2 separate regions of the Homo sapiens genome follow, and region 1 is linked to region 2. A link is a loop called in an ENCODE intact Hi-C map of the cell type or tissue named here. Cell type or tissue: Caco-2. All regions are shown on one strand. Links, peaks and the distances in the headings refer to the core of each region. The heading gives the core; the rest is flanking DNA.

The links. A loop is a pair of places that touch in the nucleus more often than their neighbours do. Peaks named below come from ENCODE experiments on the same cell type or tissue, not always from the same donor. Only the 100,000 strongest peaks of a DNase experiment are listed, where the experiment ranks them.
Region 1: a loop joins it to region 2, with 2.2 times the contacts of the local background. A loop is called at or near these places in 3 of 110 quality-filtered maps.

What each region holds. Positions count from the first base shown.
Region 1 is chr18:10,089,414-10,092,322 of GRCh38, reverse strand. All of the region lies in intron 1 of LOC105371984 (a long non-coding RNA gene), which reads right to left. Among named protein-coding and RNA genes, the nearest start is that of VAPA, 180 kb to the right of the region's middle. In Caco-2, for the core only: no CTCF peak of the experiment used is centred there; a DNase peak (open chromatin) is centred at 1,431.
Region 2 is chr18:10,139,757-10,142,665 of GRCh38, reverse strand. No RefSeq gene overlaps it. Among named protein-coding and RNA genes, the nearest start is that of VAPA, 230 kb to the right of the region's middle. RefSeq lists an enhancer at 1,683-2,182. In Caco-2, for the core only: no CTCF peak of the experiment used is centred there; a DNase peak (open chromatin) is centred at 1,535.

The DNA of each region.
Region 1 (2,909 bases), core at 138-2,637, 50 kb after region 2:
AAAAGATTATGTGAGATAATGCACATGTTAATTAGCTCAATTTAGCCATCCCACAATGTATGCATATTTTAAAATGTCATACACAATAAATAGATATAATCTTTATTTTTCAACTAAAATAAATACAAATTACTTTTAAAAAAACACAGGACATTGCATTCACATAGTCAGAGTTAGGTCCCATAAGCCAGTGGTCCTTAACTTTTTTGGCACAAGGGACTGATTTCATGGAAGACAATTTTTCCACGGACCAGGGGGCGAGGGGGATGGTTTCGGGATGATTCAAGCACATTACATTTATTGTGCACTTTATTTCTATTATTATTACATTGAAATATATAATGAAATAATTATACAACTCACCATAATGTAGAACCAGTGGGAGCCCTGAGCTTGTTTTCCTGCAACTAGAGGGTCCCATCTGGGAATGATGGGAGACAGTGACAGATCATCAGGCATTAGATTCTTATAAGAAGTATGCAACTAGGCTGGGCACGGTGGCTCATTCCTGTAATCCTAACACTTTGGGAGGCCGAGGCAGATGGATCATTTGAGGTCAAGAGTTCGAAACCAGCCTGGCTAACATAGTGAAACCCCGTCTTCACTAAAAACAATAATAAAAAAAAATAGCCGAGCGTGGTGGCAGGTGCCCATAATCCCCGCTACTCAGGAGGCTGAGGCAGGAGAATCACTTGAACCCAGGAGGTGGAGGTTGCAGTAAGCCAAGATCGTGCCACTGCATTCCAGCCTGGGTGACAGAGCAAGACTGTCTCAAAAAAAAGAGCAAAAAAAAGTGCGCAACCTAGAACCCTTGCATTCGCAGTTCACCATAGGGTTCGTGCTCCTATGAGAATCCAGTGCTGCCACTGATCTGACAGGAGGCAGAGCTCAGGCGGTAATTCGAGGCGGGGAGGGGAGCAGCTATGAATGCAGATGAAGCTTTGCTTGCTCTCCTGCTGCTCACCTCCTGCTGTGCGGCTTGGTTCCTAACAGGCCACGGAGTGGTACCAGTTCCTGGCCCCGGGGGTGGGGACCCCGCTCTACATGGTATTGCTCAGCCTGAATATACTCCACTCTGGGATTATCTTTACTTTGGGCATCTATTCTACATTGTCTCTAAAATACTGCAGGGGGTGTATTTCTGAGAGGTGACTACACTTTTTCATTGGCTGACATCTCTCAGTCTTTGTTGCCTCACCTCCCCACATACCCAAGGTCTGAAGTAACCTCTGAAAACATAGCCCCCTCACTCTTAATGTTCCCCTGGCATAGCGTTTCTCAGAAATGTGGATGTACCCTGGAGGGTGGGCCAGGCCCCATCTGCATTCTTTGCAGTCCCCACTCCCCAGCTCTGAACCCTTACTGGCTCCAGCTCACAGTACACACACGTGTATCTAAGCTTCCTGTGGCTCAGCCTCTTCCCCAGCAGCTGAATTCCTGACCTCTCCCAATGTTCGCACATCACCCCCCTGCCCAGCTTCATGGACTTCAAACCCAAACACATGCGAAAATAAGGGATGTGTCTACTATGTTGGTTTAACAGATTCCATTTAAAATACACTCATCTGCTCTGTTAACAGGTTTCATTTAGTATAAAACCAAAGACTAGCTTCCAAACCTGAAACAGTGGTAGTTTTCCTTACTATCTTTAAAAGAAGGAGAAGGAAGAAGAAGAGGGAAGAAGAAAGAAGCCCCTTTTCTTCCTCATGTTAAAGTTTCCAGTTGTAGAAGAAAGGACATTTTTTACTTTTTAATTAAGCTTCCCAAATGAAATAAGCCTACACTTATTTCAACCTTGGATGCTCATAGAACCAGAGATTTTCCACTGTGGAATTGTCCCCGACTGTCTTCCTAAAACAGCACCTTGCCTTAAAGGCCTGCTTAGAGCGGACGGCCACTCTGCCGAATTAGCAGCAGGGAGCTAGGGCCAGCTGGCCCCTAGTGATTGGCAAATTGCTGCTAATTATTACCAACACGCTTCCTAATTATTATCTAATCCAAGAAAGCTACGTTTAATATCACCTGGTGGGCCACAGAAAATTCAATTCATGTGAACTTTAGAAACACAACAGAGCAGCACTGGATTCCTTTCCTGTTGTATTTTCCTTCATTGAAATGAACCCCTGCACCTGTTCTTGCTCTCTCCCTCCTTCTGTCTCTTTCAACCCCCGCCCAACTACATGGCTAAACACTTGGTTGATGTTTTCCTTTAAGTGCTTGGCTTGGGGTATTAATAGCTCTGTGGTGAGAAGCGCATCTGCCTCTTCCTGGAAAGCTATATGTAAAGCAAAGGAAGCTCATCAAACGCCCCAAAAAGGACACAAAGACACCTTGGCAGAGTGCTTTTCCCCAAGGCTGTTATTAGAAGCTTTCATGTTGCTTCCACCAGGGCCACACGGCAGGCTCAGAAGAGTTTTCTAATGTGGCAGTTGTTGGGGGGTGCCGTGAGGAGGCATCAAACACCACCACCCACTTCTCTTAGGTTTGCTTGCATCCAATGACTCAAAATCAGAAGAAAGCACAAGCCCTCAGGTTCACCAATGCCCTGGGACATGATTGGCAGGAACCCTCCTTGCACGGAGCAGGTGGTGAAGAGGGCACTGGACTGGTGGTCAGGCGACCTGGCACCCTGCTTTGCAGGCTCGCTGTATTCCACTACACTGCACCTCGGTTCCCTGCATTTAGCATGAAATGATTTCGATTTAATAATTTCTAAGTCTCCTTCAACATGTAACAATCTGAAATGCCAAGATGAAGAGACTCATAAGGCAATGCAAACTGCTAACACAGATGAGCCACACTGGGCCTCTTTCCTGCCATTTAACTCAAAATTCTAATATATTTAGCAAAAATAATCTCAATGATTTGCATACAAATCTGTGCCTATCCACAAATATTTCTCACTCAGT
Region 2 (2,909 bases), core at 206-2,705:
AAGTGCTGGGCCAACGTGAGGGTGAGAGCCAGGGCACCGGGAAGCAAGGGCTGTGAGTCAGGGATATTTTCCAATCACAGACCTGGGAAAAAACAGAGCTGGAATGCACTTTAAAAATCACATAGCTCGATTTTTATTTTGCACAGAAACTGAAGCCAGGGGTCCCGTCTCACAAGGAAAAGTTAGAACTTACACTCAGTTGTGTCCATTTAAATCTAACAACCCACAACTTGTTCATAAATTAATTAATTAGTTAACTAATTACAATATAAATTATCCAGACAAAAATTTGAGTCACAGCTTATTTTCCAGCTTTCAGTCACACAGTCAAGAACAAAGCGAGTTTGAATCTGAACACGAGGTTCCAGTATCGGCACTGAAATCATGATGCCCTTTATGACTTCATTATCTGTCAGGGAGAGGCTCGGAGAAACAGGAAAATCGGTTATTTGTAGCTACTCCATTATCTGAAAAATATCCGCGCATAAGTCACATTGGGCTCTAAGGGTTTTACTTTCCACAAGTAGAGAATGCTGGTGAACAGTTGGAAAATAAGAATTCTCTGGGCTTCCTAAACACAATGGCTGCTGTTAAGTTGAATTTATGTATCAGGCCACATAAAAATGTGTGAAAATGAAGAATCAGGAACTAAAGAAAGTAAACAATAGAGAAGAGAAACACTCTTGTCATAAAATCAGTCTGTCTTTTAGACAATTTGTGGCGGGTGGGAAATGGAATTTTTCACATGCTCAGTGCACAGATTTAAACTGTTGATACCTCTTTCGATGTCACAAGGTGGAGGACTTGGAGTATGTGAAAGCTGGTGCTTTCCCCAGGGACCGTGGAGAACAAATGCCCGGGCAGGAGGGCGTGCCTCGGGAGACTCCAGGAACATGAAGAGTATCCCTTGGCATGACCTTTGGATAAAGCCAACTCTTTGTGAACTCAAAGTGACTTGCTGGTTTCCCCAGAGCATGGCTGGCCCCCAAGGGTGTCTTCCTAGCAGTGGCTTGCATCATGCTGTGATAAGGGCTTCTGTCACCCTACAGATGTGAAAGCTCTCCCCTAACTCAAACATCAGCCAAGCACCCCGAGCTACCCTGCAGAGCCAGAGCCTCGGATGTGTGAGGAGTTGCCCCAGCTGGATCAACCAAATCAGGAAGAGACTTTGGCCATTTCAAAAATAAACTTCTCTGCCCACCTCAGTTCATTCGGCTGAAACAGACCAGGGTGAGTCTCACAGTGTCTTCTCCTATTTGGCTACTTTAGCCTGGGGTACTCACACAGGTCAACCCATCTGAACACATGAAAATAGTTCCCATTTAGGCAACCTCAGTTTCTCTTTTATAATCCCTGCAAAGTTAATATAGACTTTCAGGCTAGATTCTACCCAGCTCCAACATTCAACACATCACTCACCTGGTGTGAAAGGAGCCCAGGTCAATATCTAGCTAATGTGTGCCCTGCTGAATCGGCCCGATGACTAACTCTTTTATGTGCTTGCTTCTTGTGAGCTGAAAACTAAACAGAAACTATTTACAAAGCCCAGGGGCCTGAATGGGTGGCTCTCTCAGCAGGGGGTGGGGCCCCACCAAGCTTGGGATGAGGTTGTCAGCTGGGGCCAATTTAGATTTCCCTGACCGCCACTGTCAGCCTTCTCCAGCTTTTGCACAAATTCTATATTCCACTGACTATAGCCTCCCAGCCTCAAATCACTTTGGGAAGCTCTACAAAGACTCATCTCTGACCTGGGTCTTTGTTGTTATTTCCTGCATGAAAATGGGGGTAGGAGAAAAAAAGAGAGACTTTTTTTTCACTGTGTCAGAGTTTGTAAAGTGACACTTGAGTAAGTCTGTGGGGTTAGAGTTATTCAGAGCAAAGGCATACTGTGAAGGAAGCACTTTACAACAGATTGGGTAACAAATCCCGGCCCTGTGTCTGCAGGGCTGATTTTTCGCCTGAAACTAAGAGCTGCAGCTCAGCTTCCTCCTGGGCACCACTTCAGTTCAACAAGCCCAAAGCCACCCTGACCAACTGCCGTCCTAGGGCCCCTCTCACTCCTACATGAGTCTGCCATTGGCCCAGTGCTTCAAACCCACAGTCTGCCTCCCCTCCCATCAGTCACCAAATCTCACCAAGTCGACTTCCTTTCTGCTGCTCACCCCTTTCCACTCTCCCACCACTCTGCTGCTGCCAGTGTGGATGGGCCCGTATCCTCTCCACCTGCACTAGAGTAACATTCCCCTCGCAGGGGCCCCTGCTTCCAGTTCATCCCTCCAATCCTTGCTCCACACTGCAGTCAAGGGTGAGCTTTCTGAAGCAAAAACTCTTCTCAAGTCATTCCCTCCTTGCAGGGCTGCCAGGCCTGCAGGGAACACTGTCCAGTTTTCTAGGAGTGCAACTGAGTCAGGGGCGGGGATTCTGGAGGAGGCTGAGATTTGAGAAGGATGAGTCAGCTCCAGACAAGTTGAGTTTGAAGTGGCTTGAATCATCCTGGAAAAAATGTCATATGGGAAGCAGATAGTCTGTCTAAAGCTCGAAAGAAATGCAGCGGCTGGAGATGGGCCCTGGAAAAACGGGCTTTATCTCTGGCCCTGTCCTCCACAGATCCCGCTGTCCTGCACCATGTTTCAGACACACTGGCCTCCTTGCAGTTCCACATGCCCTTCATGCCCTCATCTCCTGGAGCTTTACAGATGGAGACCCACATATGGAAACACTCTCTCCAGCCTTCTCACACGCTTTGCCTGCTGATCCTCTACTTGTCCTTCAGGACTTGGTTTCAACAGCAACCCCAACAGGATGTGCTCCCAAAGCACATGCACTTGCCACCAGGGCCACATTGATCGTTCATGCTGAGATCAACTATTTCCTGTCTTCTCCCACCACTAGACTCCAAGATCTGGGGT